Regions from separate parts of the Homo sapiens genome. Here region 2 is linked to region 1. Evidence: read pairs that join two places in POLR2A ChIA-PET (ENCODE). Cell type or tissue: GM12878. All regions are shown on one strand. Each heading gives the region's core, and the rest is flanking DNA. Links, peaks and the distances in the headings are about the cores only.

Evidence for each region. Peaks named below come from ENCODE experiments on the same cell type or tissue, not always from the same donor. Only the 100,000 strongest peaks of a DNase experiment are listed, where the experiment ranks them.
Region 2: POLR2A ChIA-PET joins it to region 1 with 11 read pairs; 2 of 35 experiments call an interaction of 5 or more read pairs at or near these places.

What each region holds. Positions count from the first base shown.
Region 1 is chr6:108,441,805-108,450,144 of GRCh38, forward strand. It overlaps AFG1L (AFG1 like ATPase), which reads left to right. Exons shown (of 13, transcript NM_145315.5): 8 at 5,410-5,492. Among named protein-coding and RNA genes, the nearest start is that of FOXO3, 110 kb to the right of the region's middle. In GM12878, for the core only: no CTCF peak of the experiment used is centred there; a DNase peak (open chromatin) is centred at 3,607.
Region 2 is chr6:108,154,499-108,162,838 of GRCh38, forward strand. It overlaps OSTM1-AS1 (OSTM1 antisense RNA 1), which reads left to right. Exons shown (of 2, transcript NR_145458.1): 2 at 1,704-4,897. Among named protein-coding and RNA genes, the nearest start is that of NR2E1, 7.4 kb to the right of the region's middle. RefSeq lists enhancers at 3,339-4,237, 5,337-5,838. In GM12878, for the core only: no CTCF peak of the experiment used is centred there; no DNase peak of the experiment used is centred there; H3K4me3 peaks cover 858 bases; H3K27me3 peaks cover 657 bases.

The DNA of each region.
Region 1 (8,340 bases), core at 49-8,048:
GATTAGGTATTCCTCAGTGGTGATTAGTGAATGTACAAATGCAATCATTTCGTAGGTCTTAATCACTCATATGATCGAGAAGTTAGTTACCCAGAAAGAGAAATTGAAGCTGTATAACTTTCATTAGCCTTATTTTTTAATAGCAAAAAATAAGAAAACTTTTTGACTAAATTAGGAATACTGAGTCATATAAGATAAATTGTAGTTTAAAAGAAATAGAGAACCTGGCAAATATATTTATATGACTGTATTGTGACACTGTATTTGATGTCTGTAGTAAAGATAGCTTATGAAAAATTGACCATTGCTTACCATAGTAGGGCAGGTTTTTCTCAGGGAGATTGAGTAAGACATGTTCCCTGCATAAGGACATTTTTCCTTCTTCTTTTTTTTTTTTACTGGGTGACTGAGCTCTCGCAATTATAGCAGGAACAAGGGAAAGAAAGTATTTTTTCACATTTATGACATCAAGAAAAACACAGAACATCTTGAGGCAAGGGGAGAAATATATATTCATATATCTCTTTTCTTCTCAAGAAGTAATGTAGTATATATATAAAACACAGGACATCTTGAGGCAAGGAGAGAGTAGAATGCATGTTTTTGGGCAATGCTGTATTTTCCTCTGGTGGGATTGGTTATAGGGCCCAGGTCCTAAAGGAGAGGCCTGGGGAGTTGGGTTTGGACAACTTGGAGTGATGAGCTAGGGATATCTGTATAGAGACTCCAACAGGTTGCTCATGCCAGCATTGCAGGGAGCCATGACTTTTGCTAGTTTTTCAGGGCTGTTCTTCAAATGTTAGTTCAAAAGCCTAGGTTTGTAGGCCTCCCTAGAGGACCAGCTTCTTGGGTGTTATTTTATGCTAATCAAATTCAGAATTGCTGATATATAATCAAAATGCTATACCTATACTAGCCACAACCCAGTCTTTGGGTCTTCACTCAGGGTAACCAAGCATCCCAGATTGTCTAGGATTGTCCTAGTGTTAGCACTGAAAGTTCTATATCCAGAAACCCCCCTTAGTCTTGGGGAAACCCCTCATTTCCAGGGGATTGTTGGTCACCTATTTTACTCTCCTGAGCCCCTTAGCACCTGCAGCATGGGAGGAGGGGAAATGCAATCTATGCCCTGGATGCAGATGATAAACAGCCCTCAGCCCTTGCGTAACAGTACAACCCAGGATGCACTTTCAGGGAGGAAGAACATTGCTACTTCTCAAGTGTGCCCAGATATTGCTGTTCTGATTATCTCTTGCTGCATAACAAATTACTGTAAAATGACTGTAAAAGAGGTTTAAAAAACATTACTTTATTCTCTCCTGGTTTCTGTAGGTCAAGGATTTGGTAAAGGCTCAGCTGGCAATTCTGGCTCCCTCAGTAAGAGTGGCTACAGCTAGAACAGCTGGGGACTGTCAACACCTCTGTCTTCATGTCATCTCAGTGCCTCTCCAGGGCCTCCTCTCTCTGTATGGGATAGTTTAAGCTTTCTCACAGCATAGTAGCCTCCAGGCAATTAAATGCTCAACTGGCACTTCAGAGTTCCGGAGCAAGCATTCCAACCAATAAGAAGCTGCCTCAAGTGTCACCTAGGATATTATTGCATAGACCATTTCCATCATAGTCACAACATTCAAGGAGTGGGACATAGACTTCACTTCTTGATAACTGGAATATCAACATCACATTGTAAGAAGAACATGTTGGGATGGAGAGATTATTTTACAATGTACAAGTCTTAAAACCCACCACAATTACGTTGGTTCCGAAGGTTTGAAAAATGCAGTTTTTGACTGGGCGTGGTAGCTCATGCCTGCAATCCCAGCACTTTGGGAGGCTGAGGGGAGCAGATCACTTGAGGCCAGGAGTTCGAGACCAGCTTGGCCAACAGGGAGAAACCCTGTCTCCACTAAAAATACAAAAATTACCGGGGCATGGTGACACATGCCTGTAGTCCCACCTACTTGGGAGGCTGAGGCATGAAAATTGTTTGAACCTAAGAGGAGAAGGTTGCAGTGAGCCAAGATCATGCCACTGCACTCCACCCTGGGCAACAGAGTAAGACTCTGTCGAAAAAAAAAAAATTGCATTTTTTCATTAATAAAAATAGTGATGTTGTTAAAATATATTTTTCCCATGAATTGCCATTAAGACAATTTTCATTTTGAATGCAAACAAAATGTCAGCCTATAGTTGTTTCTTGACTTGTCCTGAAATCCCTTAGTCACCATTCTTCTACTGAAGTGAATATCTCCCATCTATCTATCTATCTATCTATCTATCTATCTATCTATCTATCTATATCTGCACAGGCATACCTTAGAGATATCGAGGGTTTGGTTCTAGGCTACTGCAATACAACAGTATTGCAATAAAATGAGTTGCAGGAAGCTTTTGGTTTCTCAGTGCATATAAAGGTTATATTTATACTATACTATAGTCTATTAAGTGTGCAATGGTATTATGTCTAAAGAAAACCTTAATTAAAAAAATACTTTATTGCTAAAAATGCCAATAATCATCTGAACTTTCAGTGAGTGGTCATCTTTTTGCTGGTCTTGCCTCGATGTTGATGGCTGCTGACTAATCAGGATGGTGACTGCTAAAGGTTGGAGTGGCTGTGGCAGTTTCTTAAGATAATGTTGAAGGTTGCTATATAGATTGACTCTTCCTTTCACAAAAGGTATTTATGGCAGATATAGCCTTACAAAATGTATTTCTTAAATAATAATACTTACAAGTTGAAATTACTTCTTGATTCATGCATGGGCTGCAGAATGGATGTTATGTTAACAGGCAGGGAAACAACATTTATCTCCTTGTGCACTTCCATCAGAGCTCTTTGATGACCAAGTGGATTGTCATGAGCAGTAATCTTTTGAAAACAATCTTTCTTCTAAGCAGTAGCTCTGAACAGTAGGCTTAAAATATTTAGTAAACCATACTGTAAACAGATGTGCTGCCATCCAAGGGCTTTGTTATTTCATTTATAAAGCACAGGCAGAGTAGATGTAGCAAAATTCTTAAGGGCCTTGGGATTTTCAGATTGGTAAATGAACATTTGCTTCAACATCAAGTCATCAGTTGCATTAGCCTCTAACAAGAGAGTCAGCCTGTCCTTTGAAGCTTTGAAGCCATGCATTGACTTCTCCTTTCTAGCTATGAAAGTCCTAGTTGGCATCTTCTTCCAGCAGAAGGCTGTTTCATCTCCAGTGAAAATCTGTTGTTTAGTGTAGTCACCTTCATCAATGATCTTAACTAAGTCTTCTGGATAACTTGTTGCACCTTCTGCATCAGCACTTGCTGCTTTACCTTGCATTTTTATGTTATAGAGATGGCTTATTTATTGAAACCTCATGAACCAACCTCTGCTAGCTTCCATCTTTTCTTCTGCAGCTTCCTCACCTCTCTCAACCTTCATAGAATTGAAGGGAGTTAGGGCCTTTCTCTGGATTAGGCTTTGGCTTAAGAGAATGTTGTGGCTGTTTTGATCTTCTATCCAGATCACTCAAACTTTTCTCCATATCAATAATAAGGCTGTTTTGCTTTCTTGTGGTTCATGTGTTCACTGGAGTAGCACTTTTCATTTCCTTCAAGAACTTTTCCTTTTCAATCATAACTTAGCTAACTTTTTGTTGCAAGAGGCCTAGGTTTTTGTCTGTTGTGGCTTTTGTCATACCTTCCTCACTAAGCTTAATCATTTCTAGCTTTTGGTTGAGAGTGAGAGATGTGTGACTCTTCCTTTCACCTGAACACTTAGAGGTCATTGTAGGGCTATTAATCGACATAATTTCAATATTCTTGTTTCTCAGAGCATAGGGACACCTAAGGTGAGAGAGAGAGAGAGAGAGAGAGAGAGAGAGAGAGAGAGAGAGAGAGAAACAGCCAGTTGGTATAGCAGTCAGAATGCAAACAGCATGTATAAATTAAGTTCACCCTCTTCTATGGGTGCAGTTTGTGGTACCCTAAAACAATTACAGTAATAGCATCAAAGATCACTGATCACATAATATGTGATCACCGATCATATAATTAATGACATAATTTTTAAAAGTTTGAAATACTACAAGAATTACCAAAATGTGATACAGAGACACAAAGTGAGCACATGCTGTTGGAAAATTGAGGCCAATAGACTTGCTTCATGCAGGGTTGCCACAAACTTTCACTTTGTAAAAATTGCAATATTTGAGAAGCACAATAAAGGGAAACACAATAAAATGAAGTATGCCTCTCATCTATGTAGAGATACACACACACACACACACACACACACACACACACACACACACACACACACACCCCTACATATATTCCTCTCATTGCCCCCAAAATCCAACTGACCAAGAAGATAGGTGTTGCAAAAGTACATTTGCTCTCAAAGTAAGAATTTGGGATGTGTGTGGTGTATGTGCTTGTGTGCACATATGCACCCTGGGGGAATGGAAAGAAAGGAGCACTTGGGAGAAGAGAAGGGCATTAGTGGCACAGGGTGACTCGGGTTGAAAGGAGGCATCCACAGCAGGAAAGCGCACTGAAATGTTGGTGGCCAGAGAGGAAACTAAAAGGGAGACATGGGCAGTGGCAGCCATTTAGAAGCGAAGGATGGGCATACCTACGACATCATTCTAGTTTGGTCATTTGGTTTAAAATGTGGACACTAATGTTCTGGCCCAACTCTCTCTCTCTCTTTTTTTTTTTTTTTTTTTTTGTGTGTGTGTGAGACAAGGTCTTGCTCTGTTGCCCAGGCTGAAGTGCAGTGGCACGATCATAGCTCATTGCAACCTCCACCTCCCAGGCTCAAGCAATGCTCGCAGCTTAGCCGGCCAAATAGCTGAGACTACAGGCGTGTGCCACCACGCCCAGCTAATTTTTGTATTTTTTGTAGAGATGGGTTTTGCTATGTTGCTCAGGCTGGTCTCAAACTCCTGGACAAACACAATCTGCCTGTCTCAGCCTCCCAAAGTGCTGGAATTACAGGCGTGAACCACCATTGTCCACTCCCAGCTCTCTTATGCTGCCTCTGCCCTCCTGTGGTGCTTAAGACCCATGAGTTATTCTTTCTGGTAGCCTCTAGTTTCTCACTCCAGGGTATTAGAAATTGGGCTATTTTAAAAAAAACCCAGATGAAGTTATTTGGGGAATTTGCTGACAGCACTTTTTAGGCAATGTTTCAGAAAACATGATGCAAATTTTAATTTTTTTAAACTGATATTTCAGTGGCTTGATATATTTAATATTGCAACTTTAGTTTTATGAATCTTGCATGAGTTCTGTTGTTTTCTTGTCATCTCATTATATTAGTTTTTGAGCAAACATTTGAAAAATTTTAAAAATGTATAGTATAAGGGAAGGATTGTAATTCTGAGCCACTACTTGTTTAAAAAGGCACTTCATTTGTTTGGATTGTAGGAATATTGTAATACAGTCCAGCTAGATTCTGGGATAGATTACCGGAAAAGGGAACTTCCTGCTGCAGGAAAACTCTACTACCTGTAAGTGTTTCTAATTTTTAAAGTTTAATGTCTAATCGTTAATCAGAAAAAGAACATAAAAATAAGCAGTTTAATTATTGGAACGTGAAAGGCTGGTTCTGAAGCCCATGATTTTTAAATTGCAAATGTTCTCATGTTAACTTCTTCAACCCGTGTCTTTACCATCCATATTTGCATCATTTATAATGTGTGATTGGACAAAACCCTAATTAGTTTTTTGGGGTGGAATGATGACAGATGGTTAGAATGTAATGAGTATCCTTTTATAAGAGACTCTATTATTACGAGAATATCTTTAATGTGTGAAGTAATTAATTATTTGTGGATATCATCTGACAAGTGTGCCATTTCCGTTCCCCCCAAAATTGTTGTTTTATTTGTCAATCTGTTTGTATTTATCATTGTTGATTGACTTCCATATATAACTGATCTACAATATATATACACAAATACAACTGGATATATTTTTGTCTTTTAAAAGCTAAGATGCTCCTGAGTAGGAGCGATTTATAATAATAGGTGTATTCAGCACGTGCAGTTAATACTGAAAAACAAATATAGTTTGTTTTAAAATGTCCTTTGTGAGAACGTGAAAAGGAAAAAGTGCTTTAAAAAAGCAAACTTGTTTAGTATATGCCAACAGTGTTGGGCACATAGCAAATTCTCAGTAAATAGATCTGTCTAAGGACTAATTGTAATTTAACTAAAAGGCATGTTTCTGGTAATTTAAATTTTGATGACAACGTGCATTTGAGAGGTTGAGAAAAGTTCTTGTCTCTGCCACCTTGTAAGCAGAAGTACTTTACTGTTTTTGAAGCAGAAATTAGCTAGAAAAATCACATAATTAAAATTGCATACTTTACAGTGTACCAAGGGGACTATTTTAGTTTATTATTCAGATCCTGATGATTATTATAGGAGATTCTTCATTTGTCCTCAAGTACTTTGTCTTTAAAGTACTTTATAATTTTAAAAAATTCATAGAGCACATTTTTCTGCTTTAACTTGGACTTTTTCTTCCCAGTTTCTTTTATGTTTGTGTTTACTGGATATTTTATTTTTCTAATATTCACAGCCTTTCCCTGATTTTTTGCTACCTGTGTCTTGATATTCCAGATGTATGGTACCAATGCATTAATTAATTATTATTCTCTTTATTCTTTTTTTAAAGGAGGTAATTCTTGTTCTCTGTTTTTTTTCAAAAAGTGTATCCTCATGTGGAAAAATAAAAATATTTTCCTGATGGGGAGTTCCTTAAATAAAGATGGTAGTCTGAGTCTAAATTATAAAATTTGTTTCATAGTGCCAAAGAGGTCTTGGAAGTTACTGGAGGTGAAAAGGCTACTTTTGCTTGGAGCGTAGCCATTTTTTGTCTCTGACTTACCCTGTGTTACCCCTTCCTTTTCCTGATAAAAGTAATAGCATTCTAACCCAGTGAAGTTCAGTTTTGATCTTTAAAAATATGCTAGAGGAAAACCAACACTAACAATGTCCAGAGTCCAGGAAACCAGACCTACAAAGGACACCAGGAAACTCTGGACCAGCTTTCCTGAGAAGTATATAAATTCAAAGGCCAGGCACAATGGCTCATGCCTATAATCCAGGCACTTTGGGAGGCTGAGGTTGGAGGATCACTTGAGCCCAGGAGTTTGAAACCAGCTGGGCAACATAGGGAGACCCTGTCTCTACAAAAAATTTAAAAAATAGTGGGTGTGGTGGCACCTGCCTGTAGTCCCAGCTACTTGGGAGGCTGAGATGGGAGGATCGCTTGAGCCTAGGAGGTGGAGGCTGCAGTAAGCTGTGATCATACCACTGTACTTCAGCCTGGGCGACAGAGCAAGACCCTGTTTCAAAAAAAAAAAGTATATATATATATATATAAGTGTATACATATACACTTACATATATACACACATATATATACACAGACATATAGATATATATAGATAGATAGATGTCTATCTATTATCTATCTATCTATCTATTCATTTAATCCTCAAGGAAGATAAATTTGTTCCTGAATTTAACATCCAAAGGGCTTGACCATAGTCAAGAATAGAAAGCCTGGGGGCACCCCTCAGTCAGAGGAGAAGGCAGATATGTAAGTATCCCTGAAGAGAATTAGCAATTAAAATCATCTCAGAAGTGGGAAAATAATATGAGTTACTAAGACAGGATGCTAGAGATGTGTATTATATTGTTTCACATGAGGACTTGGGTAGAACTTCTTTCATGAAGATTTTCTGAGGTTATGTTAACATTTGATTTAATTAGGTTTCTTTTTATCTTGTTCTTGTAGAAAAACTTTTTTTTTATTATTATACTTTAACTTTTAGGGTACATGTGCACAACCTGCAGGTTTGTTACATATATATACATGTGCCATGTTGGTGTGCTGCACCCATTAACTCCTCATTTAACATTAGGTATATCTCCTAATGCTATCCCTTCCCCCTCTCCCCACCCAACAACAGGCCCTGGTGTGTGATGTTCCCCTTCCTGTGTCCATGTGTTCTCATTGTTCAATTCCCACCTATGAGTGAGAATATGCAGTGTTTGGTTTTTTGTCCTTGCCATAGTTTGCTGAGAATGATGGTTTCCAGCTTCATCCATGTCCCTACAAAGGACATGAACTCATCCTTTTTTATGGCTGCATAGTATTCCATGGTGTACATGTGCCACATTTTCTTAATCCAGTCTATCATTGTTGGACATTTGGGTTGGTTCCAAGTCTTTACTATTGTGAATAGTGCCACAATAAACATACGTGTGCATGTGTCTTTATAGCAGCATGATTTATAATCCTTTGGGTATATACCCAGTAATGGGATGGCTTGATCAAATGGTA
Region 2 (8,340 bases), core at 21-8,020, 290 kb before region 1:
TTGAGGCTGGGCTATGTCTCTTCTGTTTCCCTCTCCAAGAACGAGTTAGAAGATTCCATCTGGCCAGGCGCGGTGGCTCACACCTGTAATCCCAGAACTCTGGGAGGCCAAGGAGGGTGGATCACCTAAAGTCAGGAGTTCGAGACCAGCCTGGCCATCATGGTGAAACCCAGTCTCTACTAAAAATACAAAAATTAGTCGGGCATGGTGGTGCATGCCTGTAATCTCAGCTACTTAGGAGGCTGAGACAGGAGGATCACTTGAACCTGGAAGGCAGAGGTTGCAGTAAGCAGAGATCGCACCATTGCATTTCAGCCTGGGCAAGAGAGCAAGACTCCGTCTCAAAAAATAATAAATAAATAATACATTTTTAAAATGAAAATTCCATTCTCTTATTGATTTAAATCTAGTCGACCTCTGGATAAGCCCTTCCCTTTGGTTTATTACTACCATATTCCAAATCTAGTGCTGTACTTGTCCCTGCTCCGCAATTATCAGCAGTCAGATTTTTGTACTTTTCTGGCAACCTAAGCTTAGGGGTACCAAGATCATCCTCCTGCCTTTCCAACAGTGTTTGCTCAGCCTGCAAGTGTAAGAGGGGAAAAAAAAAAAGAAAAAAAAGAGGTTTAATTATAATCACTTCTCCAGGGACTGCTTTCCTCTAATGATGTCCACATCAAGTGACTCCAAAATAATTCTTCATTCTAAAAGAGAGTAATTCTGGCCGGGTGTGGTGGCTCACGCACTTTGGGAGGCCGAGGTGGGTGGATTGCCTGAGCTCAGGAGTTCAAGACCAGCCTGGGCAACATGGAGAAACTCCGTCTCTACTAAAATTACAAAAAATTAGCCAAACGCGGTGGTGCGTGCCTGTAATCCCAGCTACTTGGGAGGCTGAGGCACGAGAATTGCTTAAACCCTGGAGGCAGAGGTTGCAGTTAGCCAAGATCGTTTCACTACACTCCAGCCTGGGCGACAGAGCAAGACTCTGTCTCAAAAATAAATAAATAAATAAATAAATAAATAAATAAATAAATAAATAAATAAGAGTAATTCAAGGCCTTGAATATCAACCAGAGTGAGTGACAGAAAGGCTTGATACCAGTATGTCACTCACACCTTTCATGGGTAGACCTTTCCAAAATCACCCAGTGTCCCCCTCTCTGAAGACCTTCATCTGTAAAACAGAAATAAGAAGCAACTGTGCTGAATGTTCTTAGAAGGTGTGGTCATAAACTCTATTAATAGACAGTAGAGCCTGTTGTTAACTCTGTCTAAATCTACACATTAATTTGGAAGTTTCATCAGTCTGACTCATATTTTCTTTTTTCTTTCTAATAATTCAGTATCCCAGCCTTTACACCCTCACTCAACTTCTGGCATGGACATGCTCAGCATTGCCACACTTGCCAATAAAGGTAAAAACTATACAATTTTTTGGCAGGCTTTAATAACTTTCATAATGAGCTACCATTCCTGTCATTTATTTGATTTGAACTTGCAAAGGCATCAGTAAATTAAAAGAAAGCATACTGAGATTTGGTGGAGGAAAAAAATGTCAATTCCCAAATTGGTCTTTTGGGAATTCAAAATACACAATAGAGCAACAGCTGTTCTAGATTTCCATCAGAGATTAGCAGATAAGTTATTATTGAAATTCAAAGTTGTGACATCTTTAGATAAATATTTGCCCTTGATTTTCACAGCCTCTGATTCAACAGAAATCTGGAAGTGTTCACAGCTTGGCCCGGAGAAGATCGTTTTAAATCTACAGCTTTAAAATGTGGTTGAAAAGGAGCCCAGGTTGGATTCTGCCAGCAGGTCCGCTGGCCGCTGTTACCTCCCCACTGTCAACGCCTAGGTCTCTGCCTCCAGCCCTGTTTCAGCCTGTCCTTGAGGATTTGCTTCACCTCATTTACTGAGCTTGCCACAGATTCATTACCTGGCATCAGAGCTCCCCTCTCACTGAGCCTGCCCAGAGGGGTGCCAGTATACTAGCCAGATGCCGCTGGAGGGACTCCACAATAAAGCCTGGCTATTAAAGACTTCAACAGTCTCATAAAGTCACTTTGCCAGCTGTAGAGCACACAAGTGCCCACAGATCCAAGCCTCCTTCCTTCCCCAAAGAAACACCTTGGATAAAGTCTTGGAATATCATCCATTAGCACATGGCTCCAGCCAACACATGAATTCCCTTACACCAGCACATGGTCTCTCTTTCCTGTTCATTCACTTTGGAAGACAGTCCTTGAAATGACAAGGCCTGGAGTGTCTTGTACAACCACCGCCAATCCGGTTTCCAGCAGAGGCTTGTGGGCTAGGGAGTGTATCGATTTGTATTGTTAAAGGAATTTCCTGCTCCTCTCAGTGTCAGCTGAAGAGCCCTCTGCAGTCATTCTCCTATTTTGAGAGAAGAGAAACAAGAGGAGACGAACTCCTGGTTCCTTCCTACGGGGTGTATAGACCAGTGACAATGTTAGTCCTACAATTTGGATTTATTTGTTTGTTTTCTAATCACCGCCACTTCTCCAAGTACAAAGTCTGTGTCTATAATTAGATATCTTCTACATGTTACACCGGCAAGTCCATCTCATCATTTTACAGAGGGATGGTGACTTCCTTTAGCGCCCCATACTGACCGCGGTCCCTCACCTGCTGACTGATTGACTTATAAATCTGCCCCCCACCCACTTGTCTGTCCATTGAAGGCAAATTCGCCATCGGGAACACAGTAGTTTCTCAATAACTATCTAATGCATGGCCACCCTTCCCAGGATTTAGAATATCAAAGGGACGTGTTCTTTCCTCCCAAATCACCTGCCTGCGCTTCCCCCAGCCGGGTGCCCCAGCCTTCACCTCGGTCCGGCCACCACCTCATCCCGCTTCTTCGCGGCTTCCAGGCCTCGGGCTGGGATCTCAGCCCCTGCCTGTAGGTGCGGCCCAGAGGGTGCGACACGCGTCGGAGCGGGGCAGCGGAGGAGGGGACAGGGACGCGGCAGCCACACCCGCATCTCTTTCCCCTCTCGGGCATCCCCGAGGGCCCTTCTGCCTCCAGTTCCTTGAGCCCCCGAAGCCCCCCATGCGGCAAGAGCGAGTCGCAGGAACAAGTGGGGAATCTTGGCCGCGGCCCCCTCCCCCGCCTTATAAAAAAGAAATTGACTTTTGTTTGGAGTTTGTGAAAAGTGGGGCTCGGGGCCCAGTCAATGGGGCGCCCCGCGGCGCGGGCTGAGTGGAGCTAGCGCGAACCGCTCAGCCGCGGCCCCAATTAATCCGCCCTTTGTGCGGCCCGCCCGGCCGCCCCCGCCGCAGCCGCACCAGCGGCCCATTGTTCGGCCTCGCCGGGCCGCGGGATTTACCCTTTTCAAACAGCCGGTTTTGTCCAGGGCAGTTCGAGCGGAAGTTTCTCACTGACAATTTGCCCCAAATAGATAGATTTGTCAGAAGCGACCTTCGGGAAGGAAGCAAAAAGCCACCGGCCCGAAGGTTGGGCCCAAAACAGGGACTCTGCGTCCCACCCGCGGCCGCGCCGCCCCCCCGCGCCCCCGGCCCTGCAGTCCCGAAGCCCCGCGGGGGTCCAGACCACTGCACCTGCTGAGCCAGACACTCCGCGGACCTGACCTCCGTTTTACCCATCTGTAAAATGGAGCAGCTGGGCGCTGGCAAGCCGTAAGTCCAAGAGCTTTGGCTCCACCAGCGTGTACGACGCTCATTTCCTTTCTCTCTCCCCACACCCTTTCCAAAAACTGTAAGCCAGAAAACCTGGCCAGGCCTCCGCGACGGCGAGAAACGGTCTTGAAGGTCGGTCGGTCGCCGTAATGCGGTCCGGATCGTGCACGTGCTGTTTCGCCACTGCCCTCCGGCTCCTCCTTAACAAAGATGTCAACCGTGCTAAATCACAGGTGGTGCCTTTGTAAGACCAGCTATTGTCCCCTCATAAGTCAAGATATAAAACGCTTTGTACTGAATGGCCCATGATCTGGAGCGCTCAACTTGGGAGTTGAGCTGTTAGATTTTCTTTTCCCCACCCACCAGAGCCACTCTTCTCCCAAATGACCTCACTTAATAAGCAAAATTTAAATGGGGTGGGGGGGGACTCAACATGCTGTGGATGAAAAGAATAGTTACTGATTTCTTCACACTTAATGGCATGTAGGAGTCTTTTAAAATACAGTCTCATACCAAACAGATCTGTGAATTTTAAGCAGAACTGAATTGTATTAATCAGTTGATGGGTTTGTTCATCTTCTATCACTAGATGAGAAATACAAAGGTTGGGAATCCACAGCGTCTAATTCTACTGTACTTAAGCAATCTCTCCCTTTAGTCCAGAAAATTTCCTACTAGTTGCACATGAGAGAAAAATTGAAGCAAAAAAAAAAAAATCTGTTTTTTGTTTATCCATCAGGTGAATACACACTTCAGCATCATACAGAGGAAACCCTAGGTGGTCTTTAGCAAGATTTCAGTGGTTAAGAGCTACAATTTAGAAAAGATGACAATACATACACAGTGTCAATAGTATTTAAACAAACATCCCAGACAACAGAATAATGGTTATTAACTATGATGCTTTGGGCTTCTGACTAATTTCCCATGTCTGTCTGCAGCCAAACAGCTGCAGGATTTTTCCCCCTTTAAAAACTGTTTGTGCATCATTTTAAAAATTGCATTTAACAGCCATATTCTCCAGAGCAGTCCCTCTGTGTGGAACTGAAGTGAATGGTTTAGCAATAGCGATGAAGCCAGTAAGTAGTAAGAATGTCTTTCATGCCAAAAGAACTCTAACCACTCTGCTAGAAATGGGCTACATTTTTACTCTCTGAAATGTAGAAGCTGTCTGCTACTGTATGACCTTCAGTATGGTTTACATGTCTAAATAAATGGAATTATTTAACCCTGCTCACACTTGCACTAGTGTTTTCAAAATTGATTAAGTTGTGCAACTGTACTAAAGTGTACCTTTCTTGGGGTTTGAAAATATTAAAGAAATCAAGAGAGGGTAAGATTATTTTGCAAAATTGCTTTCTCACTCTTCCAGATAAATATTACATTTTAAAAATTACTTGGTGATCCAAAGATTAAAATGAATGCATTTCTGTACACTCCAAATATGCAATTCCAATGATTATTTAGCTACTGCAGCTGGAAATACATATATTTAGGGATACAGATATGTACAATTATGAATACTTGGGTAATTACACATTGTAACTAACTATTAATGCATGGACTAAAATCAAATTACCTCCACTGTTTTCATTGTTATTTAGTACTTAACAAGTATCCACTTGGCACTAAAAGATGGTCAAAATATATCAAACAATGTCAGCCTTCCAAAAAGGTATCAAAATACTTATATCCTAGATAGATACACATATGTTGTATGTAGTGCATGTTGGTGTTTCAAATATCTCATTATTTAATGTCCTGATCTGATAGAAATGTTAGATTTCAAATCACTGTTTCACCTATCCCAACAGTTACACCTGAAATTTTAGAGGCTAAGGAGAAATGTCTGCAACCTACCTCCTCAGTTGTGAACTCCTGTACCTGAAAGGCCAAATCCTCCTCCTCCCAGCAGGCAATCATCTTATGCCCTGAAGCATGAGATCTGATTACCCCTATCATCATCTTAGCTTGCATAGATACAGATGTTATTAACGGCTGTAGTTTATCCAACCCTTTTTTAAAACGCAGCTGCAGCATTTGACTTGGGGACCTCCTGTGAATCCCACTGGTTGACTCCGTCTTGCACAAAGCACGTGGGGTTTGGGGGAGGGAGAAGAGAGAGGGAGGTTTGTTTTGTTTTGGAGGGTTTTTTTTTTTTTTTTTTGAATCAGAGTTCCCTAAATAGCCACTCGGCATCTTTGTAAGTGATGTGAATTCTGAAATTACTTACTAGAATAGGACAACAGAGTACTGTGTGAACTAGATCTGTTGGAAACAAAGCATAGTAGAATGTATGATGCTTTTCACTTCATTGGCAGAGATCAAATATGTGGTCCTGATATACTCATCCACATAATAAAGAATTGTAGCTTATTCTGAAATATATTGGCCACATTCAAACTGGAGTACCTGGTTTTACATAACAATTGTTTCTACAAGTGTTGAAACAGTAATCTGGATAAAGTAGGTCCTAAAGCTGCTGTGAAGGGAAGACAGGGACGTTTTTAAAATCTGAAAGGCCTAGATTGGCAATCCAGGCAGATCAAATTCAGCGATTAATTGGTCAATCTAATCATTGCCTTTTTCTCAGCATCTATGATTTGTGTCTCTAAGTATTGCTCCTGTAGGTCATATCATCCCTTCTATAAAACAGAGAGGACACCTCACAGGTTTCCTATACCTTGGAACACAGCAAATTTTAAGTACTGGCAGAAAGGGAATTTAGAAAAAAACCCTGTGAAGTAAAGGAGGCTGACGTTGCACAAATACTGAACTATAGTTTCAAGATGCACAAAACACTGTTCTTAATTCTAATTACTTCACTAGTAAGTAAGTGAAATTGCTTTAATTGGAGCTTCTAGAAGCCCTTCTGGGAAATGAGAGGTAGCTGGATGCAGTAGAATGCAGTGGAATGAGTATTTCAAAGAGCACTGGACTCAGCATCAGGAGATATGGGTTCTGGGGATGATCTCTGTCTCTCAGTGAGTAAGCAAGGACAAGTTGTCTCTAAGGTTCTCACTTTCCTCATCTATAAAATGACTACATTAGAGGAGTGCCTTGTAACTTATGTGCTCTGTGATTCCACGCTAAATGGAAGCCAAGTTAGACTGTGTAATTCACAGGAAATTAGGAGGCTGAAGAAAGCTTGGCAGCCAGTATCTCCCTGGATGTAGTCTGTGTTCTGCTTTCTTGTTTCTCTAGTCATTCTTTTGTTTTCAGAAAGCCAAAAATGACCTGCACTGCTTCCCAAGGTTTGGAGATTCAGAGGACCTGTCCCTGTTCCCTTCCTACCCCATTGCTGGGGCTGAGCAAAAATGAGCCCTTCACCTCAAGCTTCAGTAGCTTTCATTGAGTATCATCAGGCAGGTTCACTCATACATTCCACATTTACAAAGCACCACTATGTGCCAGGGTGCAAGGGACTAGAAAGATGTTTCTACTTGATTATTCTTGGAGCCAGAGAATGTCAAGATGCAGCGGGACTCTAGAAGCCTCGGAGTCTCAGCCTGACTTTAGAACTGAATTTTTGTCCAACCAAGGGTGTGAATAAATGCAAAGACATGACTTGTTATTTGTTAAGGTTGTGGGGTGAGGGGGGTGGTCACACAGAGCATTGTCTCCTTGTTGTTAGCAGCGTTCATCTTCCTACTTGTGGGGAGTAACAGACTACTTTTGGCAATACAGTGCTCAAAAGTGTCAAGAAAAACCCTGCAACTCAGGACCCACTGGATTCTAGAGAACAAGCGTCTCTTTTCTGGATTGTTCTTGTTTATTTGGGGGGTAAATTTGGATAAGAATCAAACAACTTGTAGAGAGATCCACAGCAGAATCAAGAGCAAGCCTGCAAACACTGTTTCTTTCATTTGGCACTTAGCAAGCACCTACTATGTGCCAGACACTGCTCCATGACCCACCTCCTCTCTCACCATCCACTGGGCAAACAACAGCCATAGGTTGAATTATGATGTGGAAGCAAATGCAAATCAACTTCCTCCTTCATATAAACAAACAAACAAACAAACAAACAAAAACTTGTGTCAGAATGTTTTTGGATACTAAACATCAAAACTCAGCCAAGCTCAGCTGGTAGGTTTTCCCAGCGATTTCCTTGGTCTGAGCATCTCTTAACTCTGCATATCGGTAAGGGGAATGGTATTTTAAAGGAGTGACTCTCTAGAGGTTGAATGGCCTCTGTGAGGGGTCGATCACAGGGGATTGGGGAAGGGGTCTCTTTAACACCAATTCCATCAGCTCTGCTAGCTGATGGGAAAGCTTGTCCTTTCACCTTCGGTATTTTAATTTAGAAGAATGTGTGTGTGTGGAGGGGGTGTTAATGGAAAAAATGTCACCGTTTTTAGAGAAGCTAGTGAATGGCAGGGCTAGCAGTCAACCTCAGATAGTCTGAAACTTTGAGGGGTGCTCTGTACCCCTGCCTCTCTCATACAACCTAGTTAATAGGATTCTCTTTAACAGGGCACTAGCAGAGGAATGAGCTATAATACAATACAGTCCTCAGAGGACTGTAGAATCAGTAGATTCTCCTAACACAAGGCCAGCTTTCCAGGGCAATTCTGGACAGCCTATGTCACCGCACACTGGTTTAGGGCTCCTTGTATATATCTCCAGTGTCCTGTGTTTCATCCCAATCTAAAACATTTATCATCTTTTATGTGT